4 separate regions of the Homo sapiens genome follow, and regions 1, 2 and 4 are each linked to region 3. A link is a loop called in an ENCODE intact Hi-C map of the cell type or tissue named here. Cell type or tissue: mammary epithelial cell. All regions are shown on one strand. Links, peaks and the distances in the headings refer to the core of each region. The heading gives the core; the rest is flanking DNA. Region 1 overlaps PLCZ1 (phospholipase C zeta 1). Region 2 overlaps PIK3C2G (phosphatidylinositol-4-phosphate 3-kinase catalytic subunit type 2 gamma). Region 3 holds the start of PIK3C2G (phosphatidylinositol-4-phosphate 3-kinase catalytic subunit type 2 gamma). Region 4 overlaps PIK3C2G (phosphatidylinositol-4-phosphate 3-kinase catalytic subunit type 2 gamma).

The links. A loop is a pair of places that touch in the nucleus more often than their neighbours do. Peaks named below come from ENCODE experiments on the same cell type or tissue, not always from the same donor. Only the 100,000 strongest peaks of a DNase experiment are listed, where the experiment ranks them.
Region 1: a loop joins it to region 3, with 5 times the contacts of the local background. A loop is called at or near these places in 3 of 110 quality-filtered maps.
Region 2: it touches region 3 in a loop (2.9-fold over the local background); 2 of 110 quality-filtered maps call a loop at or near these places.
Region 4: it touches region 3 in a loop (7-fold over the local background); 23 of 110 quality-filtered maps call a loop at or near these places.

Annotation. Positions count from the first base shown.
Region 1 is chr12:18,687,129-18,695,467 of GRCh38, reverse strand. PLCZ1 (phospholipase C zeta 1) reads left to right here. Exons shown (of 15, transcript NM_033123.4): 12 at 389-558; 13 at 7,250-7,379. It also overlaps a transcript of PIK3C2G not described here and the pseudogene PSMC1P9. Among named protein-coding and RNA genes, the nearest start is that of PLCZ1, 47 kb to the left of the region's middle. RefSeq lists an enhancer at 4,040-5,239. In mammary epithelial cell, for the core only: no CTCF peak of the experiment used is centred there; a DNase peak (open chromatin) is centred at 4,637; H3K27ac peaks cover 2,298 bases.
Region 2 is chr12:18,378,684-18,387,022 of GRCh38, reverse strand. It overlaps PIK3C2G (phosphatidylinositol-4-phosphate 3-kinase catalytic subunit type 2 gamma), which reads right to left. Exons shown (of 33, transcript NM_001288772.2): 14 at 5,143-5,257. Among named protein-coding and RNA genes, the nearest start is that of PIK3C2G, 120 kb to the right of the region's middle. In mammary epithelial cell, for the core only: no CTCF peak of the experiment used is centred there; a DNase peak (open chromatin) is centred at 3,692.
Region 3 is chr12:18,258,409-18,266,747 of GRCh38, reverse strand. It overlaps PIK3C2G (phosphatidylinositol-4-phosphate 3-kinase catalytic subunit type 2 gamma), which reads right to left and starts at 5,230. Exons shown (of 33, transcript NM_001288772.2): 1 at 5,171-5,230. In mammary epithelial cell, for the core only: no CTCF peak of the experiment used is centred there; DNase peaks (open chromatin) are centred at 1,877, 4,027, 4,597 and 5,307; H3K4me3 peaks cover 3,974 bases; H3K27ac peaks cover 5,000 bases.
Region 4 is chr12:18,315,689-18,324,027 of GRCh38, reverse strand. PIK3C2G (phosphatidylinositol-4-phosphate 3-kinase catalytic subunit type 2 gamma) reads right to left here. Exons shown (of 33, transcript NM_001288772.2): 7 at 2,996-3,066. Among named protein-coding and RNA genes, the nearest start is that of PIK3C2G, 58 kb to the right of the region's middle. RefSeq lists a silencer at 3,699-3,993. In mammary epithelial cell, for the core only: a CTCF peak has its summit at 3,805; a DNase peak (open chromatin) is centred at 3,797; H3K27ac peaks cover 368 bases.

The DNA of each region.
Region 1 (8,339 bases), core at 2,048-7,047, 430 kb before region 3:
GCATCTCATGGACTTGAAAATTTATGACATAGTTGATGTCTTTACCTCTTGCATTCAATGCACTGATACTCTTTATTCTGACATTTCTTAAGTGTTACCTGACATGAACATTGTTATTCTGTAATCTGTACTGGATACCATTTTGATTTCTTTACTCAAAGCTGTGTAGTAATTTACTTACAGATTAAACTTTGCAACTCATCAATATACATTAATATAGACATGGCAGGAGAAAGAGTTTTAAAAATCATGAATTATTAGGCTAATGATACTTGCTCATAGAACATTTGGGGACATAGAATCCATTATTAGATTTCAGTAAGTGGTTTGTGTTCCTTTATTTGTATTCTCTATTACCTGACAATGTCAAAATACTTCTTTCTTACAGTGGCTTTAAATTTCCAGACCCCTGGTCTGCCCATGGATCTGCAAAATGGGAAATTTTTGGATAATGGTGGTTCTGGATATATTTTGAAACCACATTTCTTAAGAGAGAGTAAATCATACTTTAACCCAAGTAACATAAAAGAGGGTATGCCAATTACACTTACAATAAGGGTAAGATTAATAAATTTTCTTTTACATTTTTTGGTTATTATATAAACTAGATAGTGTACATTAGTATTTTGAATTCCACTGATTTGCTTCAATTTCTTTTAAATTTCTGTTAATCTTTTCAGGTACTATATGTGGGTAGTATTCCAGCATCCTTCTATATCTGAAAAATGTCTTCCTGTTGTAATTTTACATGAATGATTATCTGCCTGTGAATTGACATATTGAGGCTAAAACCTTCTCCTCTCAAAGTTCTACTATATGATTTCATTGTATTTAGGCATTTAATATTGTGAGATACAGGTCTCAGTTCAGCCCACTAATTACTTTGTGGGCATGTTACTTTTTCTCGCCTTTGATGAATTTTACCTGGAAATTTTAGGAGCCCTTTTCTTTTCCTCAGTCTCCACAATTAGGCTTTTGTAGGTCAGGATTCTTCCCCCCATATGTCTGTGAATATCATTTGATTACTTAAAAAGAAAAATTATCCATATGTCTTTCTCCAGTATCTGTCTTCAGTGTCTGTTAATTTGTGTCAACTTTAACATATTCCCTTTTCCTCTGCATGTTGGGAGAGCTTTTTTGTTTGTTTGTTTGTGAAAGAGCGCGCTTTATTGGGAAGCAGACTGCTGCACAGTGACCAACAGACAGGCCACCCAGTGGGCACTTACACATCGTACTCCAAAAGACACAGGATGTTTTGCTAATAAAAATCAATGGGAACAGAGATTCCTCTGGGCAACTCCCCCAGCCTCATCCCTTTCAGGGACTGAGAAATCACCCAACCATTTTCCTGATGGCAGCCGTAGTTCACTAGAGATACAGCCCCTCAGGGGTGTCTTCCTGTTTCTTATAAAGAACATTTTCTTTAGATTTTTTGAAGTCTTCATTTGTTACTTTCATTCTACGTTCTCTTAAGGCCATCAGACCAGCTTCTGTACAGACTGCCTTGATGTCAGCACCAGAGAGGTCATCTTTAGCCATGATCAAGTCGTGCAGGGTTACATCATCAGCCAGCGTCATCCTGCTTGTGTGAATCTGAAAGATGGGCTTCTTCGTCTTTTCATCAGGCAGGGGGAACTCAATCTTCCTGCCAATGCGGCCTGGTCTGATAAGCGCTGGATCCAAAGTTTCTATTTGGTTTGTGGCCATGATAGCTTTCACATCTACCCTAGAATCAAATCCATCCAACTGGTTCAGCAGTTCCAACGTTGTTCGCTGAATTTCTCTCTCACCACCAGAATTGGAGTCATATCTTTTTGTCCCAATGGCGTCAATTTCATCAATAAACACAATGGACGGTGCACGTTCTTCAGCAACTCGAAACAATTCCCGTCCGAGTTTGGGCCCATCACCTAGGTACTTCTGAATAAGTTCAGAGCCAACCACTCTCAAGAAAGTGGCTGAGGTTTGGTTTGCTACTGCTTTGGCTAACAAGGTTTTACCTGTGCCAGGTGGACCACAGAGAATGACCCCCTTGGAGGCTTTATACCCATCTCTTCATAATATTCAGGATGGGTGAGAGGAAGCTCCACAGATTCCTTAATTTCCCGAATTTGGTTGTCCAACCCCCCAGTATCTGCATAGGTCTCTTGGGGGGCCTTTTCCACCTTCATCACTGTGACCAGGGGATCCATGTCATCCATCAGCACCCCTATCATGGTATGCACCTTGTGGTTGAGCCTGACCGAGCAGCCAGGTTCCAGAAGATCCTTGTCTGCAAATGAAAGAATGCTGATGTAGTGTTCTGAGCCCACAGATGTAGACACGATGGCATGATTGTCATCAATGATCTCTTCCAAGATTCCTACTGACATTGGGGTCCCCCTCAGATCATCCACTTTTGATCTTTTCCCTTCTTGCTTTTCTTCTAATGGTTTCATTTGTTCCTGATTTCTAATGAATTCTTCCTCCATGAGAAGATAGTCTTTAATTCTCTCTAACTTCAGTAATTTTAACTGGCACTGAGTGTGAGGTGTCACCAGTGGCAGTTTGCTGGCAGCATCTGGTCCCTTTGTTTTCTTCTTCTTTTTCCCCACTGTAGTTGGTACAGGAGGTTCATATTTCTTTTTCTTGTCCTTGAGTTGTTAGAGCTTGTCATCCTTCTTGCCACCTCCAGGACCATGACCACCACTCTGACTTTGACCCATCTTGCCTTGGCCTGGGAGAGCTTTTAACATTTTTTCTTTATGTTGATGATTCAAAGTCTGTATTTGATTTTGTTCTTTACTGATTTCAATGTAGAAATGATTTTTTTCTCCTGCATAATTAGTCCTCCTGCCCCATTGCGGTTGACCTCATATTGCTTCCTTTTTATTTCTGTCTGTATCCCACCTAGCACCTTTCCTCCAGACTCTCGTCTTATTATTTTAGCTTTTATTTTATCACATCCTGTAAAACCTTATGGAGCATAAAAGCAGTTGTCTAAGATTTGTTTCCATTAGTAAAGACTTTTCAAAACGTTTTTCTTTTTCCTCTATAACCTAAGTGCTATGCTTATTTTCTTTTTAAAATGTCATTAAATCTTTTGAAAAACCTCTAGTTGCTTTTTCTCTCCACTTACTTATGAGCAGTTCTATTTTAGGCTATAACTGTACCTGTTGTTTGCAAATCAATAGAGTGGCTATGGTTTCATTGGTCCCTCTTTCTATTTAACTAGTTACTCCTAGAACTGTATAAACCATCTCAGATCCTACCTGGAATTTTGTAGTGTTTATGTTTCTGTCCCTGGCCAGCAATGTCATTACTTAGTGAAGCTCTGCCAGCTGCTGAGCGCTCCTCTGCTCCCCATTACCTGGCTGTTAGAGTGCAAGAAATGCTGGGGCCTCCAGAATGTGCTTCTCCTGCGACTTTTCCTGGCTCAGCTCCTTTTTCCACCATCGTAATACCACAGGATTTGGGAAGCTACACTCCACGTCTACTTCAGGACCTAGCCACTTTATCTCAGCTGAGAATGGGAGGATTGAGAGCTGTTTTCCAGAAATTAATGTGGAAAGTATAGCAAAGATGACCAGGACTAGAATGATCCTGACCATTGCAGGAAACAGTGCCTGTGAAGTATGTAGCTGGCTTTTGTATTGTCTGTTAAGGAGTTTGTGACTCTGATGTAGAAGCATTTAATGGATAGGCAGCAATTGCCTACAACACTGGATTGTTGGTACTCCTTCAAGGTCTGGCAAAGAATTAACTACTGACTTCACTTTACAATGCTATTATAATGTTGACATCTTTTTGTAGTTGATCTGGTAAAAAGAAGTGGCAAATCAGCCACTTTGAAGAGCCCTTCCATTTCTACACACATTGCTCTTCTATGCTCTGGGACTGGACTCTCCTTTTACCCCCTACCTTCCAAGTGATTGTCATTTTTACTTGTGGCTTCCTCTTTCTCTGCCTTCCCTTAAGATATTTATGTTAACTAAAGTCTTTCCTTAAACCTTGTCTCAAACTATTCTCCTTGGATTCTGTTACATAAACATTCATAGTTTCACCACCAACAATGCTCAAGTCTTTAATTGGACATGATTTTGGGAATCTAAAGGCATATTTTAGCTCACTGAGCATCCTTACCTCCTTAATCACCATTCTGTCAAATTTAAAATAGTAAAACTTGAACATCCCTTCCTAATCAAATCTACTTCTGCTCTTACTTAAATGTCAACAAATTGCCCCATTCTTCCACTCTGCTCGGACTAGAAAATTGGGAACCATTCTAATCTTTCACATCTCCTTCACATCCCACATCCAGACCAACGTTAAATTCTGCTGATTCTATTCCTAAATATTTTCCTTCTCCATTCTCTTGATCTGACCTATTTTGCTGCTCTCCTGTATCAGGAATTTACTACCTGTCATCAGGTCTATTTCTTTGGCTTCCTGATGGTTTCAGGTAGCCTGTCTCAGTCCTCCATATCTATTCTCCACAAGTTGACCGGAGAGATTTTGCTACAGTGCTAATATTATCATGCATACGTAATATTTATTTGTGTCTCTTGACTACTATCTTAGTCAGGCCTTGCCCTACTTGCCTAGCCCTATCTCTCACCACTTCTAGCCTTTCATCCTGTTCTACAACCATGTGGAACTAGGATCCTTCTCTAACCATGACTCACCTCCACGAATTGCGTAGGCTCTTCCTGTGACTAGAGCATTCTTTCAGCCTTACCTGCCTATTTCATTTTGACTCAGTTTTCAAGACTTAGGAATCATGTCTTTTTGAAAGCATTTTCCTAGGCTAGGTTAGCTGTGCTTCTTTTCATAGCTTTGCTGTTTTCCGTAACACCCTCTGCATGCATATATTATGGCATTTATCACAAGGTTTTATAATTGTTTATTTACTTGTAACTTGTCTTCTCCATTTGTCTGAGGATTCTTTAAGGATAAGAGATGTGGGCTGGGTATGGAGGCTCACATCTGTAATCCCATCACTTTGGGAGGCTGAGGTGGGCAGATTACCTGAGGTCAAGAGTTCAAGACCAGCCTGGCTAACATGGTGAAACCCTGTTTCTACTAAACATACAAAAACTTAGCTGGGCATGGTGGCATCCAACTGTAATCCCAGCTACTTGGGAGGCTGAGGCAGAAGAATCGCTTGAATCCAGGAGGCAGAGGTTGCAGTGAGCCGAGGTCGCACCGTTGCACTCCAGCTTGGGTAGCAAGAGCCAAAGTTCGTCTCAAAGAAACAAACAAACAAACAAACAAACAAAAAACAGATGTGTTTTGTTCCACCTTATTTGTGCCTTACACAAAGTATATGCCCAATATATCTAGGTTCATTGAACAAATACATTATTTTTCCTGTTATGAATAGTAAAGAGAACATATGTGCTCTTTTATTGAGAAAGTGAAGGTGGAAGGCAGCTAGTGTGCACAAATGCTCACAAGTGCCACGTTTGTATTCTGAGGAGTCTCTTGTTGAGGTGTAACTGGCATGGAGAGTTAATGATTCTCCAGGAAGCTGCTGCCATGGCCATGTGGGTCTTTCTCTGTTGCCTCTATCACTCTAGGGAGCTTTGTGATTACTTTATGACTTGCTCAGATAGTAGAAGGCACGATTTGGGAATCAGAGAGCCAAGTTTTACTATAAGCTTTCTTAAGTTCTTGATGAAGGCATTTGACATTGCTGCTTTACTCTTCGTCACCTGCAATCTGAGAGTTTTGGTCTAGGCCAGTTATTTTCAAATTTATAAAAGCTACAGGACTGCTTTCTAAATCCAAAATCTTATGGGTAAGGCCAATGGGTAACAACAGAGTTGACCACTGAGGGCTTATTGTTTGATATCCCTTCCTCTGCATTGGCTCCTGTACAAACAAATTTGTTAATTTATTTACAAATTATTTGATCAATGCTCCCTAAACCAGGGGTGTCCAATATTTTGGCTTCCCTGGGCCACGTTGGAAGAAGAGGAATTATCTTGGGCCACACATAAAATACACTAACACTAACGATAGCTGATGAGCTTTAAAAAATGCAAAAAGAATCTCATAATGTTTTAAGAAAGTTTATGAATTTGCGTTGGGCCGCATTCAAAGCCACCATGGGCCACATGTGGCCCGCAGGTTGGACAAGCTTGCCCTAAATTCTCATTCAGTTTTCATATTCAATTATGTTTTTCAAAATTAGATAATTTTTTTTTTCTTTCTGGAATGAGGTACACCGAGCTGAACCTACTCCATTTTGGGAAGGGTCTATTACCTGTAAAGTGATATTTAGCGGGTCTATAGTGGTATTGGGACCAGTGTACTATATGTTTATGGCCATTGTTCTTTCTAGTTACTTTGATGTCTAATTATGCTGATGCCCATTCCATGCTGATTGCTAAACAGTTGCATAGTCATACTGGCTTCTAGCTAATGCCGTAATCTGTGGAATTAGGAAAAATCACACATTAGTGTTTTTTCTTTTCCTTTCTTTTCTACTCCTTCTCTCCCTCCTTCCTTCCCTCTTTTCCTTTCTTTATTCCTTTATAATCAAACTTAATTATATATTTGTTTCTCCTTATGTAACCTTCAGAAATTGGAATTATGCCTCAATTTTTATAACTGCGTTTTTAGGCTTATATCTTCTATCTCTTAGCCTAAGTCAGTACATTTCAAATATAGTTTTGTTGTGTGCTCATTTTGTTCCTTAAATTATAACACATTTTTGCTTCAACAATTAGCTTGGCAAATACAAGTTTAAATACAATTATTATTAATTACTTTGTTAAGATTTTTTTGATACCCAGTCCCTAATATACATATGAAATAACTGATTTTGTGAAACTCAGAAAATGCTATCACAGGGAGTTAAATGGTACATTTTTTAAAAAGTAATATTTCTATTGCTTTAAATTTTTTCCAGCATATATATATATATATATGAATTCAAAAACAGTACGTTATCAGAGTAACTCGACCTGAATTCCCTGAAATGTGATCATAACAAATGATTTTAAAACAAAAATATGTTAATAAATCAAAAATTGTGGACATTGTGGATTTCACTATAATTTTGTACATATTCTTGGTGTTTATCTACTGATAACTGAGGATAAAAGACTTAAATTTTAAAATTTGTATTGTATTCCACTTTCAATGTTTGTGGGAGCTGACTTAGAGTCCATCAACTTTTTGTAATACATAACTTAATTTTGAAATAAATGGTGATGTAACTTAATATCTTGCTAAATTCTTATATTCATATATATTTGTGCAGCTCATCAGTGGTATCCAGTTGCCTCTTACTCATTCATCATCTAACAAAGGTGATTCATTAGTAATTATAGAAGTTTTTGGTGTTCCAAATGATCAAATGAAGCAGCAGACTCGTGTAATTAAAAAAAATGGTGAGCTCCTGATATACCTTATTGAATTTCCATTAGACTTCTTGTTGGAAAGCTTACAAATTATATGTTGATAGAGTTTTTGTACATATTTATTATTCATAAGACAAGGGTTTTCCATTATGTCCAAAATTAGCAAAATGTTATATGCAACAAAAACATTTTTATAATGATTAGGTTGTTTAGCTGTATTTTCAGATTATGAATACAGAAATGTACCTGACCTTCAAAATTATTGCTTAAAAAAAATTTACCTCTTTTTTATGTTTTCTCTCATATCACCGAATTAAGAAGGCATTTTAACAGCCTCAAATCTACTTAGCTTCTAGCCTTTGTATTAAATCAAAAATTTGTGATTTTTGACACAGCATATTATATATTTTTATAATGAATTATTTGAATTATTTTAGATTAAAAGTCTATGGCTTCTGAATCAGGCTAAGGATGCCATAGAAGCCTACTGATAGAATTTTTGGATAATTCAGTCATTTTTGCCATAAGGGAAGTGAAGAATTAAGGGAAATAACTTTGGTAAGATTTTCATCATTCTGGCATGCTATGACATCTTACACAGTATAGTACTGGCATTGCCATTTCTTCTCTGAGGTTGAAATGACTAAGGAAATTAGAAAAGGATAGGTTCCTGGGATTGATCCCTGGTCAGGATCACCTTGAAGGAGACATTGGAACTGATTCTTGAGTCTGGAATCTTCTTCAAGGGATATTCTCAAAGCAAAGTGGACTTCATTCCAGAGTCTAGAAATATGCTCCAGATCAAATGGCAATGACAGAGTAGCAGGCACAGTTTTCTTTTTCTTCTTGGATAATAATTTCTAACAATGTCCATAGTCTGCCTCCTTTGCACTCCCCTGAATACTTCCAGTGTGGCTTCTAGAGCGAAAGTCATGGAAAAAGATTTGGAAAGATTTTATTGCCTTATCCTATGTTATCAATGGGAAGGGA
Region 2 (8,339 bases), core at 1,757-6,756, 120 kb before region 3:
GGGGCATGTTTCGTTTGAAGCTGCCAATAGAATATCCAGGTGGGGGTTTCAGCAAGTATGTGGCTATATTTGTCTGAAGCTTGATGTGTGAAGAAGTCTGAACTAGAGATACAGACTCAGAAGTGCACTTACACAGATATTGAGACAAGAACCTTAGAAATGTATGAGACCCAGTAATTCCATGGCTAAGTACATATTCAAGAAAGATGAAAACATATGTTCACACAAAAACATGTCCATACATGTTCATAACAGCAATATTCTTAATAGCTAAATAGTGGAAAGAATCCAAATGTACATTGACGGATAAATTAATAAATAAAATAGGGTATATTCATATGTGCATATTACAATAATGTAATATTATTGTATAAAAATGTATCTGTAATATAGAAAAAGGAATGAATCCCAATCGGGGCTACCACCTGGATGCACTTTGAAAATATTATGCTAAGTGACAGAAGCTGGCCACAAATAAGATCACACATTGTATGATTCCATTTAAATGAAATGCCCCAAACAGTCAAATTGACAGAGATAGAAAGAAGATTAGTGGTTGCTTAGGATTGGGGGAATAGGAGGTGAGAGCTAAGGGGTATGGGATTTCTTTTTTGATGTGATGGAAATGATCTGAAATTGACTGCAGTGATAGTCGCACATATCTGTGAAAATACTAAAAACTACTGAATCGCACACTTTAAATGGGAGGATAGTATGGTATGTGAATTACATCTCAAGAAAGCTGTTTTTTAAAAGAAACTAAATGAATGAGAGCATCCAGGGAGAATATGTCCACTGTGCACGGCAGCGGGCTGCAGACTGGAACCTTTGAGAATTGTCTTTGGTGAGAGCCTGGGAAGGAGACAAAGGATGATCAGAGAGCAGTGGAAGGAGATAACCGAGGGCAGTAACACCAAAGCCAGAGGAGGAGGGGGTTTGGTTCTGTGGAAGGAGGAGGGAGAAAGTTCAGTCTCTTTGAAGAAGAGGAGGGAGTTCAGTTATGGGGAAGAGACAGACAGTGCCAAGAAGAGCAGAGGGAGGGCTAGCCTGATGAGGACTGAAAACCATCACTGGGTTTGGCACCTAGGAACTAGCAGGTACCTAACCACAGTTAAGAGTGGTGGCAAGCCAGAATACAGTGATTGTAGATACAAACGGGGAGGTGAGGAAGTAGAGAAACATAGATCCCAGCACTTTGGGGGTCCGAGATAGGTGGATTACCTGAGGTCAGGAGTTCGAAACCAACTTGGCCATCATGGTGAAACCGTATCTACTAAGATACAAAAATTAGCTGGGCATGGTGGCGCACACCTGTAATCCCAGCTACTTGGGAGGCTGAGGCAGGAGAATTGCTTGAGCCTGGGAGGAGGAGGTTGCAGTGAGCCGAGATCGCGCCACTGCACTCCAGCCTGGGCGACAGAGTGAGAATTCATCTCCAAATAATAATAATAATAAAGAAACATAGACTAGAACAAGAACCGCATGAATTCTATGAAACAGCTCTGCATTTCGTGCTTAAATATGTGACAGAGCTGTTCCACTAGATTGCATTCGGGGAGAGGCAGGAAGTTGAAGGAGACCCAGGCTAAGTGAGTCAAGCAGTAACTTATGTATTATCTGCCTCCACTTCTGAACTAAAATCTATTTCACTCTGTCGACTGCTTCCGGTCGGCACATCAATCAACCATAGGACCTGAAAAAAGTATTGCCTGGAAGTGATCACATCTGTGTCATATTACATCCCTTGTCATACTGGAGTGGCTGCAGTGTGGCAGTAACCACCATCTAATGAGGACAATCGGAAAAGTGAAGTCAGGTAGGCTTAGTATAATCTTTTCATTATGCAGAGGATAAAATAGGTTAGGTGACTTGTTCAAGGTCATAAAGTTTTCTGTAAAAGGAAGACTAGAATCCAGATTTTCTAACTCAGCCAGATGTCTTTCCCCGAGACTCATACTAACTCCCTAACGAAACACTGGATGCAGAACTTGGTTGTAATTTCACCATCTCATAATCTTTAGGTTGAAAGATTCTGCTCTAAATTTAGCTGACTATTTAATTAAACTGATACTATTAAAGGTTTTGCCTTTACTACCTTAATAACTCTTATTTTATATATTGCATCACCAATTAAAATCATGCTGAGAGGCTTTTCATGTGTCTATACAATTTGAAATTATTTTGTAAAAATGGGATGGTTTAACTTTCGCATACTGTGGAATGATTTACATGCCCCTCTTCCACTTATTTCTAAGATGAATTCTATTATGGATCCAGATCTTTACGTGGAAATCGGTGCCACTATTGAATATTTGAAGTTTTCCTTCAAATTCCACTTGCTAAAATCTATGTTGATAAAGGAACTATTTACCTCATCTGAGAAGAATCAAGGATAGTCTCATCTGATAGACCTTCTTCTCCTTCTTCTACCACCATCACTCTTCTCTGCCCCATAGAACCTTAAAATCATGAATTTATATCCACAAAACTCTGACAATGGTCATACTTGAAAATTTTCATTAAGCTAAGGTGGTTTGGACCTGTCAAGAAATAGTTTGATAGAAAATACATTTGTCTTCTTAAAGAAAGATCACTTATATCTACACTTACACACCCCACAGGCCTATATAAAATGCAAGGTATCTCAAACTGAGTTCTTCATATTACTCTGTTGAAGACTGTCTATCTTTTCTCTGTGTTCATTCTTAAAACTGAAGATATTGCTATGAACTCAGGAACTCAAGTTTCTGTCTCTGTTTCCCTATATATTTCCTTCATATGGTTGCACCCCTTTCTGTTTAAAAAAAGTTTCTAAAATCTACCACTTAATTGTTTTTTCTTAGTTTTTGGCCCTATGATCCTTAACTTAGATCACTAAAATATTCTTCTAATAAATGTCCAGGCTGGGTGCAGTGGCTCACGCCTGTAATCCCAGCTCGTTGGGATGCTGGGGCAGGAGGATTGCTTGAGGTCAGGAGTTCAAGACCAGCATGAGCAACATAGTGAGACTCCCATCTCTACAAAAAAAAAAAAAATAATAATAATAATAAAAATAACAGGGCAAGGTGGCATGCACTTGTGGTTCCAGCTACTTGGGAGGCTAAGATGACAGGATCATTGGACCCCAGAAGGTGGAGGCTGCAGTGAGCTATGTTTATTCCATTACACTCCAGCCTCGGTGACAGAGTGAGCCTCTGTCTCAAAAAAAAAACACCCAAACCCAAACCAAAACAAGTGTTCACATATCCGATCTTCCTGTTTTTTTAAGGCATTTTCTACAACATTGCTGGAACTACTTTTTATGACTTACTGCCCAGATAATCATGTCCAAACCTGGTACACAATCTAGTGCCCTAAAGATTTTCCACTTTTTACCACTGTTCCTCACATAATTTATTCTTTAATCTTAACTAACTTGCCATATTTTGAAACTGCCAACTCTTTTCTGAATCTGTGTGTTTGCATTGTGCATTCCTTTATGACTGGATAATCCTTCCCACTTAAACTCGTTAGTGAGAATTTACTCATTCTAGAAAGGGCATTCAAATGTCATGTCCTCTGGGTGTCTGTCCCCAGACTTTTTACATTTCTTTACTTTCCCTCAGAAATATTCATTGCTATTCTCGCTGTGTTAGTGTCCCTACAATGGCTATAGTATCTGTCACATTACATCAGAGTGAGTTGCGAAAGTCTGTCTCTCCAGCTGGATTTTGCATTCCTTGAATTCCTGGCTTAGTATTACATATTCGCTCATTTTTGTAAGAGTGTTTACCATAATGTTTGGAGCATAGTAGTCATATGTAAAACATGAATCAAATGTGATTGAATTGAACCTCTGGCATTTTGCTATTTTTCTTCATTAGTAGAATATGTTTACCGGGTTTGTGATGAGTCTCTCCTCTTTATTCATGGATATATTTATCTTTTTGTTCTTTTAAAACAGAACAAGTGCTAATTGATAAGATATCGTGTGTGGAGTGTCTATGATATTGTGCCAAGATCTAATCTGAATAAGCATTCTTTTTTAACATGTCCACAGATTAGAAGTGGACCTTTAGGTGTCACGTGGTCGAATCTTCCTCTGCAAGAGTGTGATGCCATATTTTAGTAGCATTAATTTTTCCTTTCCATGTTAAATATTTTTCTGCGCATCTTTCTCAACTCTATGTCCCAAACCCCTCACCACAAGCCTGGAAACTTAAGAGCCTGGAGACTCTACTGACTTCTTCTAGAGCAGTGATGTCAGCTGAGGAAATCCTTTTCTCAAATCACATTTGACAATATCTGGAGACATTCTTTGATTTTCAGAATGAGAAAGTGCCTCAGGCATCTAGTGGAAAGAAGCCGGGGATGTTGCTAAACATCCTGAAATACACAGAGCAGCCCCCACCACAAAGCATTCTCTTGTCCAGAATGTCAACACTGGTAAAGCTGAAAAACTCTGTTCTAGAGGGTGCTGCCCAGAGAGCATTTTCTAATTTTTCCTATAGAGATGAAAAGTTCATATTCCATGAATTTCCGTGTATGAGACTGTGCATGCCTCACGTTTCCAACCAACCTGACAAACTACAATCAGGAACCCATAAGGAGCTGTCAGCAGTAAGGACCAAAGGCTGAAGTCATTTACCACCTTTCTTTTATGATCACTAATCACACAGAGTAGAGAGACTTTAAGAAAAAAAGAAGGATAATTACTTTGCAGTTTTTTTTCTACTACTCAGTTAATTGCTAGTCATTTTAAGAAACATATAACAGAAGAGATTTTAAAGAAATATGACACAAAGCAGAGGCAGGTGTGAGTAGGATACCAAGTTAATAATACATACCAATGACTGTTTTTAGACAATAGAAAGAAAATGAATGCCCATAATGAGTATACTAATGGCAACACTCCATAGTTCTCCAACATGACCTTGTAGGATGGAGAATGGTTTGAAATTGCCATTATATAAGCTGGGAGAAAAGTGCTTTGAGAGTACTGTACATAAAAGCAGTAGAGGTTTCACAAATCCCAGAAGGCTGGAGGCAGAGAAGGCTATTAAAATGTGTGATCCTGGAAGAAATTGTTTCTATAATTGACAACAAACTACGTATCAACCAATACTTGCCATGTGTACTTTAATCTTTTAGCCTGGCACTTACCTGCAGGGTCACCGGGGATGGCTGACTTACATCCCACACTCCTGGAGTTATCATTTCTACGGGAGGCTCACTCTGTAATGTCATGCTGAACAGCATAGACCCGAGAATGGATTTTCTGCAAAAGACAACACACACACACACAGACAGGAGTCACTTCATGAGGGAAGTTATAATTATCTGTAAATGTTTTCTTTTGGAATATAAACATAATCCGCTCTTACAGGGGCTTTATTCAGTTGCTAGAAAAGAAATGAGATAGTCCACCAGCCTAGACACTGATTAACAGTTCGTTTCTAATATACCACATGCTTGGCTATTTTCATAAATGCCTACATTTATTTTGCACATGAGAAAATTATTTGCCCACAGTGGTTTCTAATGGGTAGCATTTATTTTTAATTGCCATCAATGGTGATTATAAAGTGGGACTAAGAATTTCAGATTTATATTATTGGAGTTACAACTGCCTTAAATCAATAAAGATGTCAACTCTTCAGAACATATTTTGCTCCATGGAGTGACTAAATCCCCTGGGAAACTTTAAAGATACAAGTTCTAAATTTATTAAAAAAAAAAAGATTTAAATTAGCATAGCATATGATCTGCAGAATAAAAATAGTTGTGGGGCTTCACGGAGGAAACGCTTCCTTATGCATAAATAGAAAGATTATTCATATTCTAAATGTTTAAAAATCGGTGGTAAATTACCATAGTAAATGAGAGTGCATACAGGAAAGGCTTTAAACAGGGAAGAGTTTGTGGATGGTTTTAACAGCTTCAGTAACATCCAAATCCACAGATCCTTATGTGAATTAAAAAAGAAGTTGTACCTGGCTAGGTATATGAGTCAGAATATCAGTAAAATGTTCCAGTGATCACAGAAAACAGTGTTGGATTTTAATATGCCAACTTGAAAGTGCAAAACTGAAAGTCAACAAAATTAAATTTAAGTTTATAAAGAACTTTAATGCATCCAGTGAGCTTTTCTAAAAGCAATATACAATTCCATCTTGCCATTTAACAGATCTTATGCAAAGCATGAGGAAAAAATTCAACAAATAAAGCTTTCTTTAGACCTTTAGCTTTCTGAAGACTGCCTCTTTTATCATTTTCTCTATTTAAAGATATTGTCAGCACATATCTGCCTAGAGGAGTATAATGTGCTTTATTAAAATATAGGCAGATGTTTTATATGACTCAAGAATATTCTTGTAGCAGGATGAATTTTGGGTCTTCTTTGTTTCTTTGTTCCATCCCTCCCTTATCTAGAGAAAATCTGTCTTGGTATAACAATATCAGGGGTCCAGTATTAGTAAGGTATGAATTAGTTTAATAGAGGTAAAGATTAGAAAATTTTTATTGTAATTTTCCCCTTTGCCTGTCAGAGCATAGGAGCTTCACCCCAAATGGCCAAATCCCCATCTGCCTGAGAAAAGTTTTGGATTAGTGTTAGGCAGAATGCAAGAGGAGGAAGAAACATGTCCAATGCCAAACTTGGAGGTCATATTGTTCTCCACAGCATTTAGAGAAAATGTTTCTGTGCATGGGACAGAGTCAACAGAGGTGAGGAGGGAGGAGGATGTGCCATATTGGATAGGAGAACATGACGACAGAAAAGCCCATCACTTCCTGGGAATTTGGGAGGGTGAGAAGTAGAAGGCAGAGAAAGAAGGACCTGAGTAAGCACGGCGGACATAGGCGTCCCAGTTTGCCTCTCCTCTGCTTTGGCAAGCAGATGGGGAGAAGTGTGAGATCAGTGAGCAAAACATAATGTTGAAGGCAGAGGCGCTCCTCTTCTCACTCCCCGTTTCAGATCCTGGAAGGAAATCACCTCTTGAGAGGTTCTGCACTGCTTGTGGCATGGCCATTAAACTTGGCGTCATGTGATTAACAGGCAGGAGGAACTCGTGAGTTTAGCTTTTGTGGGCCTTCTTTGGTTTCTCTGTAGGTGAGATGGGATCTGGAAATATCTAAAGATTTTCGAGAGGGAGAGTTTCCAGAGTTTCCCTGGTGGGGATAAGGGCTTCTGTAACAAGGGCATGTGATAGGACCATCCAACCTGGGGCCAACTGGGAGTCGTTGGCAAACCTCAAGAGGGTCTATGGTGCCTGTGAGAGCCTGAGTCACCCAGGGCTTGCCAGGAAACCCTGGCCAAGCTGGGGGAGCCCCAGTCATGAGCTGCAGACTTCAGCTGTAACAAGCATCCGTCAGCTTAAAAAGGGGCTTTCATTTGGATATCAGAAGTCACCAGGGCAAAGGATCTGCTTTTATGATTTTGTTTTCTCCTTTTCTTATATATCCTTTTCCCCTCTTAGGAAGAGAGCCAGGGTGTGAGAAATTTATCTGAGTGACCCAGCATTTTTTTAAATTATACTTTAAGTTCTAAGGTACCTGTGCACAACGTGCAGGCTTGTTACTTATGTATACATGTGCCATGTTGGTGTGCTGCACCCATTAACTTGTCATTTACATTAGGTATATCTGCTAATGCTATCCCTCCCCCCTCCCCCCACCCCATGACAGGCCCCAGTGTGTGATGTTCTCCTTCCTGTGTCCAAGTGTTCTCATTGTTCAATTCCCACCTATGAGTGAGAACATGTGGTGTTTGGTTTTTTGTGCCTGTGATAGTTTGCTGAGAATGATGGTTTCCAGCTTCATCCATGTCCCTACAAAGGACATGAACTCATCCTTTTTTATGGCTGCATAGTATTCCATGGTGTATATGTGTCACATTTTCTTAATCCAGTCTATCACTGATGGACATTTGGGTTGGTTCCAAGTCTTTGCTATTGTGAATAGTGCCGCAATAATCATACATGTGCATGTGTCTTTATAGTATCATGATTTATAATCCTTTGGGTATATACCCAGTAATGGGATGGCTGGATCAAATGGTATTTCTAGTTCTAGATCCTTGAGGAATCGCCATACTGTCTTCCACAATGGTTGAACCAGTTTACAGTCCCACCAACAGTGTAAAAGTGTTCCTATTTCTCCACTTCCTCTCCAGCACCTGTTGTTTCCTGCCTTTTTAATGATCGCCATTCTAACTGGTGTGAGATGGTATCTCATTGTGGTTTTGATTTGCATTTCTGTGATGGCCAGCAATGATGAGCATTTTTTCATGTGTGTTTTGGCTGCATAAATGCCTTCTTTTGAGAAGTGTCTGTTCATATCCTTTGCCCACTTTTTGATGG
Region 3 (8,339 bases), core at 1,715-6,714:
GTAAAGACAAACTGCCTTAAGATAATGGAACTATGTCTACATAGTTCTAAAGTAAATATGTTCTATACCAAACATTCAGTTTGTCTTTTGTATGTGAGAGCAGCTAAAACATATTTGAACATATGTAAGTGCTCACAAACCTTTGTGCACTTCTAATGAGTAACATGCATCCGGCCACAAAATTTTAATCAAAATAAGAACTCAATAATAGGGAACTAATAGTAACTCTTTAAAAACCAGTTAACATTGACTAGGTCTAAATAATGATTGCAAATATATTTTAATAATTTCAAAATTTACTCCGTATTAATGAGCAAGGTGGAGTCTTAGATTATATTTCAACTAAAACTGAAAGGCATGTTAAGTGTTCTGTCTTACAAGAGGAAAGGGGATAAAATATGCTGTTTTGTTTCTATCAATGCTTTTTTAAAAGTTCATATATATTTGTTTGTATATATAGAGTTATTAAGTATTATAGAACTATTAGTTGGAGAAAAATACCATCCGTATTTTCCAAAACACTAGAGGAATCAAAATGTGATAACATTTACATTATATTCAGCAGGAATATAGGAAATTAAAAGTATGTTTTAAGAATAGCAAACAGAATGGGCCCTGTAGGATCACTGACATCTAATGATGATAAATATAAGCAGTTAATAGGATTAAGAACATTATGCAAATATAAATTTTCTATTGCGTAGTGTTTTTTTTTTTTTTTTTTTTTTTTTTTTAGATGAAGTCTCGCTCTTGTTCCCCAGGCTGGAGTGCAATGGCACGATCTCGGCTCACTGCAACCTCTGCCTCCCGGGTTCAAGCGATTCTTCTGCCTCAGCCTCCTGAGTAGCTGGGATTACAGGCGCCTGCCACCATGCCTGCCTAATTTTTATATTTTTAGTAGAGATGAGGTTTCATCATGTTGGCCAGGCTGGTCTCAAACTCCTGACCTCAGGTGATCTGCCCACCTCAGCCTCCCAAAGTGCTGGGATTACAGGCTTGAGCCACCACGCCCAGCCTATTGCATAGTTTTTGTAACAGAAACACATAAAAAAATTAAAGCAAAGTTAAAAGTATTACCAAATATATTACTCAAACATACACACCTACACAGACACACACACAGAGACATGCAAAATGAAGCAAGAGAGGCAATATTAGTAACAGAAAACTGTAGGCTAAAAGCATCAAGACCATTTTATTGAAATTTTTACATAAGTTATAATAGATATAGGCATTTATGAATCAGGTAAAAGTGTGTGTTTTAAGATGAATTAATGGAGGCTTCTGGAATTTTATAACCAGCTCAATTTATTAACTAATATTAACTTTACATTTATACTATATATATTTAGCTTTTCCATCTGCTAAAGATTGAATCCTTTTGTTTATCAATAAATCATACAAAAACATTTGTTTTGCATTTAATTTTGTATTTATTCATGATTCCTTAAATGATGAAGCATAAATGAACATACCTAAAATGTGAAAAATAATTTTCTCACATCAGAAACCAAGTATCAAGGACATATTTGAGAAGGGGATTTAACCAGAGCCCAAGTGGCAGAAGTACAGATTAAAGAAAAATTTGCCACTAATTATTCTGGAGAAGGTTTTTCTCCTTGGAGTTTGAATAAATAGCCACGCACATGTATACACAAAAATATAGAAACACACACAACCATGAAATAATCAAGCTGATGCTTATAAAATTATTTCAGTACTATGAGAAGAGAATGTTATCATGAAGACTCTAAGAAAGAGAATTCTCAAAATCATTGAGGAAAAGGCTTGCTGAGTGAGCAAATGTTCAGATGCCCCATGCAGGCTTCTACAGTGGGTTATTAGTCTGGTAAGACAGAGGAGAAAAGAGTGGTGATGCTGATCTCAATCTACAGAAGACACTATGCACTGTGAGCCAGGTAGATGGTTTTTCTCCCCACGCCCAGAGAGAGTTTTCTCAAAAGGTTGAGTGTTGATGAGAAAGTATTCAGAAAAATAGATCAGAATTCAGCCTGTCTGCTCACACAGCTGATTTTCTTCTTTTGTTCTCACATACAATATTCCAAAAAGTAGCTGTCTCCAGAAAAAAAAAAATTACTCCTATTCAAAGATGCACAATACCAAGAAAGTAATCATAATGGAACCTAAGCAAAAAATATCACAACAAAGGAGGAAGCCAACGTGATCTCAGCGGGAGGTGGAAATATGAAGAATATAAGCCAATACTCAACAAAACAGCATTTTGAAAAGCAGAACAAAGTAAAAATGTGTTCTCATAACCTGTTTATCTCTAGGACATTACCATTAATGGAAATTTTTAAAGAATGTGCTTAAGAGTAGAAGGAAAATTATCCCAGGGAAGGTCTGAAAAATACCAGAAGGGGAGGTGAGTGAACATGATAGTAAATACGTGGATAATTCTGGACTAACGTTGACTATATAAACAATAATAACAATTTCTAATCTGGAAAGCAAAATAAGTAAGATATAATGAAATACTAGACTATAATACTATGTAAGTTGGGGTTGAGCAATCCAACTTAAAAAACATTTTCTATTGAGAAAGTACAGATATAAATTTTGATTTTTGAAGAATACATGTTAAATTTTTAGATAATACATGTATATTCAGATAATAGAGGGTATATTTTCTACCGGTAGGAAGCAAAGAATGAAAACAACAACAAAAACAACAAACATCAATCAAGTTGGGAGAAGTTCCGTAAGTGAGAAGATGAGAAAAGGGTGGCACTGATTTCAATCAGCTGGAGACAAACAATTGCCTTGTCCTATCTTCAGCTGAAGCACAAATATAAATGTTCTCTAAGATGAAGAAATGAAAAGGTATATATCAGAAACACATAAATGTGAATTGTCTGGTTATGTCATATAAAATCTATAGATTGTTACATTTTATTAAGAAAAAAAGCTAAATGAGATTTGTTACAGATATACCAGAATTTAAAGGATAAGTATTGCTTAAAATTTAAAAGACGAAAAAGGTATCACAGGCAATTTGTAATAATATCGACAACAACAAAAAACTGATGTCATTACATTGAAAAGACAAAACGAACCTATTGGAAAAAGTAATTCAGGAGGTAAAGAATAACACTTTATAAGGTAAAGAGTCAATTCACCAGGTGCATATCACAGATTTATACTTAAAAATAATTCATTTGAAATTTAAATGGCAACAGTTTATACTGCTACAAGGAGAAACTGATATAGCCACATTTATAATGGAAGTAATAGTAATCTCACATCATTTGTAGAGTGATCAGTCAAAAATATACAATTAACAAGCTTAATTCAATGAACATATATAAGATACTGTATCCAGTATTGGAATTTATACCTTTATAAGGACAAGATGGCTTATGAGAAATGATCATATATTTGGCTAATTTTAATATAATTCAAAGTCAGTATTGTACAGACTGTTTTCTCTGTCCCCAATGTAGTCAAAATCAGTAAAAATAAGATAACTTACAGAACTCATGTTTTTAAACTTAAAAAACATTTTTAAATAACTTGCACAGTGAAAAACCACAATAAAATTAGAAAAACTTTGAGATAAAAAATAAGGTTGCCAAGAAAAATACATATTTTTGCATAAGAAATTCAAAGATACACATCACTCTTATTTTATAGCTGAAAAACTCTTGAAAATATTTCAGCCAACAGAAAAATAAATCATAATAATTTAAAATGCAAGAGTTTTGTCATAAAAGGTCTATTGCTAAGAACTGATAACAGTTAAAATGGATTTATGCCTAAACAATTTAATCATATTTTGCTATGATTATCTGTATAACATTTCATCAGATCATACATTTGGAAAATAGCAAGAATTTAGTTAGAAATACAATACAATGCTTTTCTAGATTGGAAATGATTACTTCATCACGTTTTCTTCCTAAGCTCTGAGAGAATTGTACCATGTTTTGCTTACTTGAAGAGGGCTTCCTCACGACCAAAATGATTCCAGCTCAGGCAGAAGAAAAAGTGAAATCATAGCCTTGGGGTTCACAATGGCATCACAGGATCTTGCTTATTTAATGAATCAGTGAAGACTCACCTACTATGAACCTTTTCTATAGGAGGTAGAAGTTGTCTTTTTTTTTTTTTTTGTCAGCTCACTCATGGTTAGCTATTTTCTTATGCTCACTATTTTCTTATGCTCAATTCACAAACTTGCTTTTTATCTGGTTCAGATGGCAGATAGACATGCGTGGAGAATAAATAACATGTCATGGAAAGAGCCCTTGAGTTGGAATAAGAAAACCTTGATTAAAATCCAAGCTCTTAATAACATTATTAATGACATGAGGGGTATGTGTTCTTTAACCTCGCTCTCTGAGTCTGTTTCCTAAGATGCAATAATTACATTAGCTAATGCATTTAAAAAGGAGATCACTATGTACAAGTTATATATTATGATTAGTTTGAAAGAATGGGGTATATCTTATCTCTAACTTTAATCCTAAGCTTCAGAAATAGAATTGTTCATCAGACAAGAACATAAGGGGGCAACTGGGACACACAATAGGTTCACATTGGCCTCAGTGAGCTACGAATAAAGAGGTAGGCAAACAGCAGAGACGGACCGCAGCACAGAGGGAGGAAATGGAAATAGAACAGAGCTTCTCCCTAGCAGGAGTTGCTTCTAGTTTGGATCCCATATGTTAAGAAATTCCACCTTCCATTTAACAAGAATTTCCTCTGGGAGCCATCATGGGGATGCCGTCTACAAGCTAGTGGCACGAGATTCAAGACACTAAAAGTGTACACTAAGAAAAATCTACCAGTAGACATGAATGAAATAATTAGCTCAAGGCTCTGATGAAATGGTATGTTATCAAATGCAATCTGTGGTGTCAGCTAGCTGGAGAGAGAGAGAAAGAAAGAGGCAGAGGGAGGGGGGAAAGAGAGAAAGAATAAGTTTATTCAGGAAAGATCTATCTTCTGGTTGTAGATTTTGGGGAATATTTACAAGCTGGATATCTCTGTTTCAAAATATGGCACAAACTCACTCTGATTTTAAATTCATCTACCATTTTTGTATCACAGTATAATTAAAGAGCTATTTTGCCTCAATAATATATTTGAGTCGAAATATCATGCTATGTAGTTAAGTATAGGAAGTTTATTTGTTTTAGTTTCTTACCTGACGCATATATCTTCCTGAAATGAAACACGATCTCATTTCTTTTCAAGAGTCAAATACGCTCACACAAGCTAAAACACTTCTATTTCAAGGGAACGTGATGCTTCCACTGGAAGCTTTTATTCCTGTTTGGCAGGTTGGGCGTGTTTGGAAATCTATTTTCCATCAAACCCTGAAGGGTTATATGGAAAAAAAAAGAAAAAAGGTTTGCATTGACATAATGAATAGAGGATTTAAGCCAAAAACCCAACCATAAATGAGCTTCTCTGTGCTAAACAGAATTCGGGCCAAAGATACTGATCAGCAATATACAAACGAAAATATATTTTTTAAAAATGTGTAAGGTGGGCATATTTCCCCTCAAATTACAGCTAAGGTTATTATGCATTTAAACGTGGAGGTGGTTGGATGTGGTGAAACCAGTGGTCTCAATTTGCAGGAGCAGAGGTGAGCCCTTGAAAAAGGTATTCTAGCCATTCTGTGAGTTTCACCTATCGAGGTATTTTCTTTATTTAATTAGAATTTAATAAGTTCATTTTTTTCTAATTTAGAAAGATATTAATTTTTAGTTTAGCCTTAGGATGCATAGTAAATTTCAATTTAAATATTTTTAATAACATCTGAAAAGGAACAGCAAAATAAAACAATATTTATAAGATTAGCAAGTAGATGTGGGTGGTTTATTGTTTTGGTATACTGCTCTTGAAATTGAACAATGTGTGGAGACTCTGAGACAACACAAGAAATTATATAATTAAATCCAGGTAAAATAGGATCTGCCAGAAGTAGGCCTGCTTTACTGGGAGAAAGTTTTAGGAAATAAAAATAAATTGGATTACTCTTGTTTCCAAAATATGTCGTAGGATCCTTTTGTTGTTGCTGTTTTTTTCTCTTCTTTTTTCTTCTTTTTAGATTTATAGTAGTTTTCTGTAAGAATGATTTCTTACATGGAAGGGTAGAGAAGAGAAAGTTGAGAATTATATCACTTTCAGGGCTACTCATGGAAAGATATTTATAGTATTGAAGGTTCACAATTGTACAACACCATCCCCTGACCCTTGTACCCCTTCTGTTCTAAAGCTACAAAGGTGTGAGAGGTCACAGAAAAATGGGAGCTTGACCTAGAAGTGGAGGGTGATGTCACACAGGAAAACAATCATACCTTTATATTTTAATAATAACCTGAGCTGCAATTCTTAGCTTTGGAACTCTGGGGAGATAGATGACTTTAAAAATAACTTTACATGTAGTGATTTTTTCCAAATACATTTATGCTAAACCCTTAAAAATCTCTTTAAATTAATTCCTAAAATGAGCCACTATTTAAGAAAAATAGTCCCTTCAAAAATTGAAACATTTTGGATCTACAAATCTCTTACCACACATTAAAGTAGGCTCATACATTTTTCAGGAGGACTTATGAGAGCTGGACTGGGTTGAAAAGGAACAATCTAATCTTGATAAAACTCAAAGATTAAGGTTAGAACAGTTTGATAGTCATTATTCATTAACAAGAAAGGGTACAAAAATGTACCTTGTACTTTGTTTCCTTTGAAAATATGTTCTTCAATAATTTATCTTTCCTTGCTTAACATGTACGCTTACCTATTTTAGTAGCACTTTTAATTAAAATAAAATCCAGAGAACAATTAAGCTTCTTCTAAAATTTACTTTTTTCATGGCTATGTCCTATGTCTAAAATTTAAACACACAAAGCCTTCTGTCTTACCTGGTAGTAGTCTACTCCGTTTTTTAGGCAAAGTATTTAAGACAGAATGATCAAGCTTCAACAATGAAATGCAAATTTTATTTAAAAATCAATGTTTACGTGCAAGTTTATTTGATTTCCTGTCTATTATGTTAACATTAATTAGGTTATTTTGTTTATGCATTTTATTGTAAGAGTCAAAATTTTAAGTTCCATGGTGAACAGCCTTCTAAAACTTTCTTGCTTGTTACATTAAGAAATCAATGTCAAATTATATATAACCTTCTATTTTTTTCTAAATAGGCTTATTTCCCCCCACTCTAAAGCAAATGTGATTTCTTTGTTCAAAATTCCTCAATTTTCAGAACACACACTGCAAGATGAGTTCTACAAGTGTCCTTACTCATCTGCCTGTAGTCTTGCTCGAAACCTGGGAAAGATTTTTCAACACTCGCTCTGCCAGTAGGTAGAACTTAGCAGAGTTGTCTTTAAAGTTTAATATAAAGAGTTGTGACCCAGACCCCGAAGCTGGCTACCTGCATATTTCATACATGCTCCACATTTTCCATCTCATTCTCTTTTTAATGTTATTTGTATATACCCATTTTAAAGCAGGATCTCACTTTTTAAGTCAAAAGTTCTGATAGAGTATCTACTGGGTACTTAGCAGCTACCTAGTACAGGTTATAATGTGGTGAAAAAGACCGACAAGATTTCTGCTATCATGAAGATTACAAGAGCAACTTCCCACCCTGTTGCCTAATAGAGTGACCCGAACCTAGTTACTACCTGGGTGAAAAACAAATGAAGGCAGATACAGGTAATAATGCAGCTACTTGAATATTTCTCTTTCAAATATAGGAAACTGCCAGAGAAAGGAAAATGTTTTGATCAAGTTATTTAGAAATTAAGTGCTAACTGCATTGCTGCTCTATTAAAAAGTAAATTGCTTATTCATTCACTTTAAGAGGGAAAAAATGAATCAATAGAATATGAAATTCTTTATAAAGATAGAGCTTTTAGACATTCCAAAAATACTATTTAATGTCTAGCATAAACAAAATATTTATATCGATTTTTCTAAGTCTTATACAACCTGAGCCTCAACATTTTGTACTAAACTTGAACCAATCATTTTAAGACGATATTCATTATCAAAGAATCAACATAGATGAGAGATTCATCTACTGCTATATAAGTAGAATGAGTACATATATATAATAGAATCCTCTCCCGCCCTTAAAAAAAAAAAAAAGGAAATCCTGACATTTGCGCCAACATGGATGATCCGGAGGGCATTATCTTGAGTAAAATAAGCTAGACATAGAAAAAGAAATACTACATAATCTTACTCATGTGTGAAATCTAAAAAAGTTAAATTAATAGGAGCAGAGAGTAAAATGGTGGTCACCAGAAGCTGTGGGAGGGAGACTGGGGAGATGTTGGTCAAAGGATACCAAA
Region 4 (8,339 bases), core at 1,827-6,826, 57 kb before region 3:
AGGATGGTCTCGATCTCCTGACCTCATGATCCGCCCACCTCGGCGTCCCAAAGTGCTGGGATTACAGGCGTGAGCCACCGCGCCCGGCCAATGGCAGTGTCTTTATATAAAACCTGAAACTATTAGTACCACCAAGAATGCACCCACTTCAGCACTTTGTTTTTGGATATTGTATCTATTTTATAGAAAAAACCACTGGGAAGTAGTGAAGGTGAGTGATTTGCTCAACTTCTAAGAGGAAGTTGAGTCATAAAAGAGAAGGGCTGAAATCAAAGCCCTTGCCATCCAGTGCTTGATTTTTTTGATGATCCAATACGGTGTTCTGAGGAGGGCAGGCAGGGAAGCATTGTATCCCCAAAAGTAAAGTTCTACAGTGGCCTTTATGAGGCTGAGAATGTCTCTGTGATCCAATACGGTGTTCTGAGGAGGGCAGGCAGGGAAGCATTGTATCCCCAAAAGTAAAGTTCTACAGTGGCCTTTATGAAGCTGAGAATGTCTCTGTGTTAGATACCCTTTGAGAAAAATAAGGGGTGAAGGGTCAGAACATAATGGAAGTGGAATAAGCACTGATTCAGAGTTAGATACTTGGTTTTAGTCATGGCTATGGGATTAAATATTTGTGTGATGGTTGCCAAGTGTTTGAACTTCTGTTTTTAGTTTCCTTACCACAGACAAAATAGCACTGGGAGATGGCATCACCCCAGACTGTAATCCACTGCCCTGGGATTGGAGGGAGGGATGGAGGAGTAAAGTCTGAAGCTAGGCTGTCCCAGACATGTTTCCTCTACCCTTGCTACAGCAGAACTTTTGCTTTGCCCTGAATTAACCCTCTGGACCCCTGCAACTGCACACTGGCCATCAAATATCTGCTAGGGGGCAGGCAATGGCAGGGGTAAGACAAGAACAGAATGAAAGCCTCCTTCTCTCACTCTCTTCTCACAGCCTTGGCTTGCCTCTCTGTGCCCCAGGTAGCAGTGACTTAAAAGGTGCAACAACCCTCCACCAACCCAGCAAAGTCCTTTGTGTCCCAAGGATATCCTGCTTTTTGAAAAACTTCCCATATTTGAGGTGTATGTGTGTTTCTCTCCCTTTCTCTCTGTTCCCCCCACCCCTGGGTAGATTTATTTTGGAGAAAGGAAACTACAGACCTTGTTTGTATGTTATACAACAGAAATCTATAGTGGAATCATGTAATTACCTATAAAACGAAAATTTGTATTAGATTATGTCTAAAATCCTTTCTAGTCCTAGCCATTCTATGATTTTATGGAGTGAAGATGGATGTTTTTAGGGGGAAGGGTGGCAGAGAAGGGCAATGGAAAAACACAATAGTTAATGAAAGAAAATGTCCTTTGTAAATTTCAGGCAGACCTGATTTTAGTCCTGCCACTGATGACTAGAATGGCCTTAGGTGAATTATTTAGCCTCTCAGAACTTCAGTTTCTTTAGTTTTGAAACAGGATAATATATACTATCACAGAGTTTTAGAAAGAATTAGATGAGATAATATATGTAAATATATAATAACTTCACAAAATCATTACCCAACATAGTCACTAAAAACAATTTTAGCTCACATTTTTATTTATTTTTAAACTTAATTTTATTTTATTATTATTTTTAAATTAATTATTATTTTTTTTTTTGAGATGAGGTCTCACTCTGTTACCCAAGCTGGAGTACAGTGGCGTGATCTCAGCTTACTGCAACCTCCACATCCTGGGTTCAAGTGATTCTCCTGCCTCAGCCTCCCAAGTAGCTGAGACTACAGGCACATGCCACCATGCCCGGCTAATTTTTGTATTTTTAATAGAGATGGGTTTCACTGTGTTGGCCAGGCTGGTCTTGAACTCCTGACCTTGTGATCCGCCCGCCTAGGCCTCCTAAAGTGCTGGGATTACAAGCGTGAGCCACCGCACTTGGCCAATTTTATTTTATTTTAAGTTCTGGGAAACGTGTGCAGGATGTGCAGGTTTGTTACATAGGTAAACGTGCGCAATGGTGGTTTGCTGCACCTATCAACCCATCACCTAGGTATTGAGCCCTGCATGCATTAGCTATTTATCCTGATGCTCTCCCTCCCCAACTCTGATGGGCCCCAGTGTGTGTTGTTCCCCTCCCTGTGTCCATGTGTTCTCATTGTTCAGCTCCCACTTATAAGTGAGAATGTGTGGTATTTTGTTTTCTGTTTCTATGTTAGTTTGTTGAGGATAATGGCTTCTAGCTCCATCTCTGTCCCGCAAGAGACATGATCTCATTCCTTTATATGGCTGCATGGTGTATATGTGCCATTTCTTTATCCAGTCAATCACTGATGGGCATATGGGTTGATCCCATGTCTTTGCTATCGTAAATTTAGCTGATATGTTATATCAGCCTTTACTTTAGAGATTTATGACCTGTACCTCCCACACTACATTTTCTACTGGTTCAGCTCACAACAACCTTAACTGCAGATACACCCAAACTCCCAGTTTAGCTACGCAATAAGTCTGTTCTTCCAAATAATACATGCATACATTTAGATATAAGAATGAAGTAGGATATGTTCATTTGTTGTCAATCAAGTTTTCCAATTTGAATTTACACTCCTGTATTTATGATATACCATTTATTTTCAGGGAGTTTCAGAAACAAGTAGGAGATGGTTACCTTCGAAGTATTAAAATTGTTTTACAAAGAGCTTAAGTGACATATGCAAACCCAAAATCACAAAATGAATCGGGAAAACAAGTCCTTGAAAATGTAATAACCAGCAGCAGAGATTTTTTTAAATGAATGTTAGAATGTTCTGGAAAGTGTTAGCAGCTCTTCAAATATGTCTGAATAACTTTGAAGAATGGATAATTATTAACAGAATTTGCCTGTTAAAAGTACAATAGCTTCCACAGTCCCAGTGAATGGACAGTTTTTACAATCAACTGAAAAATACTGAGATTTGACATTTGAGAACTCAATCAGAAAGTAGTCTTGGAACAAATATAAAATATCTTACCTGGATACTTTCCAAATATGCATAAATTCTAGAAGTTGATTCAGATAAAACTGACTGTGGTCCTCTTCATGCTGTAGACAGCAGAATATATTAATATTTATTGAGTGAATAGGAATGAGTACCAGATAAAAATAGGTCCGTAACTTCCTGCTGTCATTTTATTCACCTATTTTGATAAACCTCATTCATCGCTTTTATATTCTGTCTGAAAGACCTTAAAAGGCTCTCCTTAACTATATAAGCCTTTTCAAAAGTAAAACAGAAAGCTTGGCTTTTGTTGAGAATAAACCTGAAAGATAGTTGAAAAACATCGTGGCATCAGCAAGGTCAAACATTAAATTCTTCTACTAAGTATGAAGGCAGATTTTTTGCCACCAGTTCTCCCACATACATGCACATTTTGTTTTCACATTTAGGCCATGAGTGCCATGGCAGTGTAAAGCCTGACATTTTGCCAGATGGGCGGGCAGACACATAATCAACTCCTTCATTTTTCAGCTTCACCACATCTTGCCGCCAAAATGTCAGTGTAAGAGAGTTTTCCATTCCATGAGCACTAAATTATGCTAATTAATGACAATTACTGGTAGGTATAAATGTTAGGAGTTGGCATTTTGTTTTCTTCCTACATAAGCATGAACTACTTATCTTAAAATATCATGCCTATGGCCCATATGTGTGTGCTCACACACACACGCACACACACACGCATACCTTAACTTCTTGACCAGCTCTCCTGCAACAGGGCATTCATGAAAACCCTTTGCAAGTATGCAGAGAATGCAGTATGTCTCAACATAATTGCACTATTTCACCACACGGTGGCATTAAGGTTGAGATCTGAGTGGGTCCCTTAATGCCTAGGGTGTATGTAATCTTGTGTGTCAGTACACACACAATCTATTTTTAAAACTGACTATTAGAAATTCGGACAGAAAACATCAGAAGGAAAACCTTCATATGGCCCAATGTCAAAGGTAAATTAATTTTTATATTGGTTTGTTTTGTGAAGAGGAAGAAGGAAGCTAAGTTAGGTGGAAAGAATAAGGTCACTGTTATAAAACAATATTTTGACTACATGCTGTGAAAAAGAAACACTATGTAGAATGACTGAGAAACGAAGATGTGAGTCTTACTTTCTAGAAATTTACATATAGAGTCACTGGGACAGCTAAAATAAAAAGTGTGATGGTGACAAGACAATTTTTTTCTGCGACAGAGAAAGCTAAACTGTAGTCATGAAAAGTACAGTAAAAGAAGAGGGAAAATAGGAAAGTGAAAAACAGTAAAAATAAGTAAGATTTGAACTGTAATATTTGGCACTTGTCTTCTTTCAGAAGTTAAAACCAAAGCAAGAATATAAAGAATATACTTAGTTACATCTTTCTATGAAGCATAATCATATTCATTTAAAAACCAATTTATTTGGTTTCCAGAAATATTTTCGGTATTAGTCATAGTACCTTTTGCTAGAAAAATTTTTTAATTTAAATACCTTCATAGGCTGGAGGAAAAATAACTTTGTAAGATACATGTATTGGAAACTTTTTTTGTCACAATTATTAACAGATCTTGAAAAAAAACAAAAGCTGGAGGAAAATTCCTGTAATTGTCCATGAAAGATAGTGTGCACTTAACTTTTCCTTAAAGCTGAGGCCATACCTTGGCCTTAAGGAAAAAGGAAAAAGTTAAAATTTTTTTTTCTCATACAAAAATCTATTGCTGTAAATGTTCGTGAATGTTCCCCTGAGCTATAAGAAAATCTTGATTTTATGATTCTACAACGTTGGCATACTTTTGACCAAATTTGAGATAGACAAAAAGGGAAACCAATTTAAAAATATTAAGTTATTCATAGCTAATCAAGGTAGCAGCTTTAAAATTTTGAAACCTTGGATGATTTCTAAAGATCATCAACCTGCTTTTTATTATTTATTTATTTTTTTTTGAGACAGAGTCTTGCTCTGTCGCTCAGGCTGGAGTGCCATGGTGTGATCTCGGCTCACTACAACCTCCACCTCCCGGGTTCAAGCGATTCTTGTGCCTCAGCATCCTGAGTAGCTGGGATTATAGGTACACAACACCAGGTTTGGCTATTTTTGTATAGATGGGGTTTCACTATGTTGGCCAGGCTGGTCTCAAACTTCTGACCTCAGGTGATCTGCCCACCTCGGCCTCCCAAAGTGCTGGGATTAGAGGCCTAAGCCACTGCTCCTGGCCTGCTTTTTTTTTTTTTTAGAACAACTTTCTTGTTCTCTTGAAATGAGGATTAAATTATACTATTTCAGTATAATATTATCAAGTTTAAAATAAAAATATTATCTAAGATGAATTGAGCTTTGCACAATTAGAAAGCTCTAAAGTATCTACTGCGAGGTAATGGTATCAATAAATTTAATATAATGATGATAGTCATATTCCTAGTATTATGTGAAAAAAATACTATCAAGACAATTTTACAGTTTTATTAGAAAGATTATAATTGTTCATAAATGTTTTACTTACAGCTGAAATCCTGAAAATCACAGAGAATTTTGACACCATTATAAAAAATAAAACTGAGAGAACATTTGCTATCTTCTTATGATGTATATATAAAATTAAATATACAAATCAAGGGTTACTTATGTAAAATAGGGCAATTCAGATAATGAAGATGAGACACAAGTTGATAAACTGTTTCAGTTATATTAAGTTAATCAATAAATCATATACATCTTAGAAAGAAAATTTTATAAAGCTTACCTCAAAACCAAACCAGTTTACTTTTACTTTCTTGTTACATATAGAAATTTCAATTAAGACTAAAATTTATCCTGCTCTATGAGTATGAAAGCTTACAAGAAAAATTGTGATATATTAAAATTGTTGATATATCAACAAAAGTCATGATACTGCAGTGTATATACTGTTTTGACATAACACACAAATGTCCATCTCTCTCAATATTTCCAACACAGTGAGTAAATTTCTAAATGTTTTAATGCAAATTAATGTTAATAATGTTTTAGAATTTTTAATTGTAAAGGGCCAAAATAGCACACAGTGAAACATCCAATTTTATGACGTCAATAGCTACTGCTTAGGTAGTCATACTAAGTGCAGGCACTGACTTAAGCTCTTCATTTATATTTCTCAGTTGAGTTCTCATAATAACCACATTAAGTAAGAACTGTTATTATTCACATTTTTTGATGAAGAAATTAAACAGAGATTTAACAATTTGCCTAAAAGTGAACATTTGAAATACAGCAATATGAAACCAGAATTTTTGCTTTTTTATAGAAGGCCAAATGAACAAATTTAATATTCCTCGTTTCTAACGATCAGAGCTAGGCCTATGTGCTCCAGGATTTAGACAGAAAAACAAGCACTATCACTAGCCCCTCTTACCCATCTGCATTAGGTGGTTCTCTCAACTTTTAGAGCTGGCCATATTTTCTTTCAGAGTACATATCTCCATAGGACTTCATTATATATATTTGTTTATTGTCTGTCTCTCAACTAGGATGTGAACTCTACATTTTAGAAAAGGCAAGTACTATGAACGGCATGTAACAAGTTTTATTTGTTAAATTAATCAATTGTTACTAGATTGTATATACTGTATAAAGTACTTATCCCAGTTCCTGGAAGTAAATCCTTAAAGTTTTAATAAAATGTAATATCTTCCCCTTTGAAATGTAATGCGAAAAAAAAAATCCTGAAACTATCAAGACTTGGACCAGGCACAGTGGCTCATGCCTGTAATCCCAGCACTTTGTGGGGCTGAGGCAGGTGGATCACGAGGTCAGGAGTTTGAGACCAGCCTAACCAACATGGTGAAACCCGTCTCTACTAAAAATACAAAAATTAGCCAGGCATGGTGGCACGTGCCTGCAATCCCAGCTACTCAGGAGGCTGAGGCAGGAGAATCACTTGAACCCGGGAGGCGGAGGTTGCAGTGAGCCAAGATCACGCCACTGCACTCCAGCCTGGGCAACAGAGCGAGACTCCGTCTCAAAAAAAAAAAAAAAAAAAAGAATCAAGACTTAGAGAGATGGGGATACGGAATGCCTTTTTCATATTCTGCATGGAAGTTACCCCTGCTTTTTAATTGGAAATCAGTGTCAGTTGCATCCCCTGAATCCCTGAGGGCTGAGATCTTATTGCTATTGCTCACTACTCTACGCATTAGTGTAGGGCCTAATACACAGCAGTTACATAGCAAATACTTATTGCATAAATGGAGGATATACAAATATACAAATACATTTGCCATCAGGTGTATTATCCATTATTTTATTATTATTATTATTATTTTGAGACAGAGTCTCGCTCTGTCACCCAGGCTGGAGTGCAGTAGCGCGATCTCAGCTCACTGCAACCGCTGCCTCTCGGGTTCAAGTATTATCCATTTTAAACAACAGCATCAATATTAGCAAAAGTTGTGGATGAGAAAAGGCATTTATACTCTTTGCCTATGAGTTGCTGAATTATCCAAGAATTGGTGATATTTACTGTAGGATGGATAAGCTTGTAAGTTGAACCATGAAGCATCAAAAAGAACTATGTAACTTAATTCCCACTGTGATTCAAATGGCATATTAAAAAACTGGCATTTCTGATGAGAACTACACATTATACACCCAGAGATAACAATATGCTTGTCCCTGGACATGACAACAACGGTGATGACAGCAATATGATTATCTCACCTTTTTTTCTCAACATTGAGGGTAATTTGAAGAATCTTAAGTTTAATATTGACGGAGTCAGCTACACTATGTAACTGCGCTTGCTGACATTACCATATAGTGTGATCTGTAGCCACATAGTTTTGCTCTGATCTCATCACCCTTATTTACTAGCTGTGCAACTTTGGATGATTTAAATAATCTCTTAACTTTTCAGTTCTTTTATTTTTATAGGATAGAAAAATAGTTGTATTTATTACTTCTTTGCTCTTGGGTTACTGTCAATTAATTCATTTAAAGGACTAAGAACATCACTTGGCACCTAATATATACCATCATAATATAATATATAACCATATATAATATGGTTAGTTATTAATCACCGATCATGCCCCAGACTTTGAGCTACATGGATATTGCTGTGGAAAAAAATTACACACACACACACACACACACACACACACGTGGATGCATGAAGCTAGAATTTTTGACCAATTACCTTGAAACACACATCCAAAACCTTTGAGAATATACTGCAAATTCTGAGTATATTTCCCATTTAAGTTGGTAGGAATGCATGGGCTCTGAAGACCCACTGACTGTGCTCAAATCTGTACTTCTCTGCTCGTCAGTTTCATGATTTTAATCTTGGGAAAGTCTTGATACCT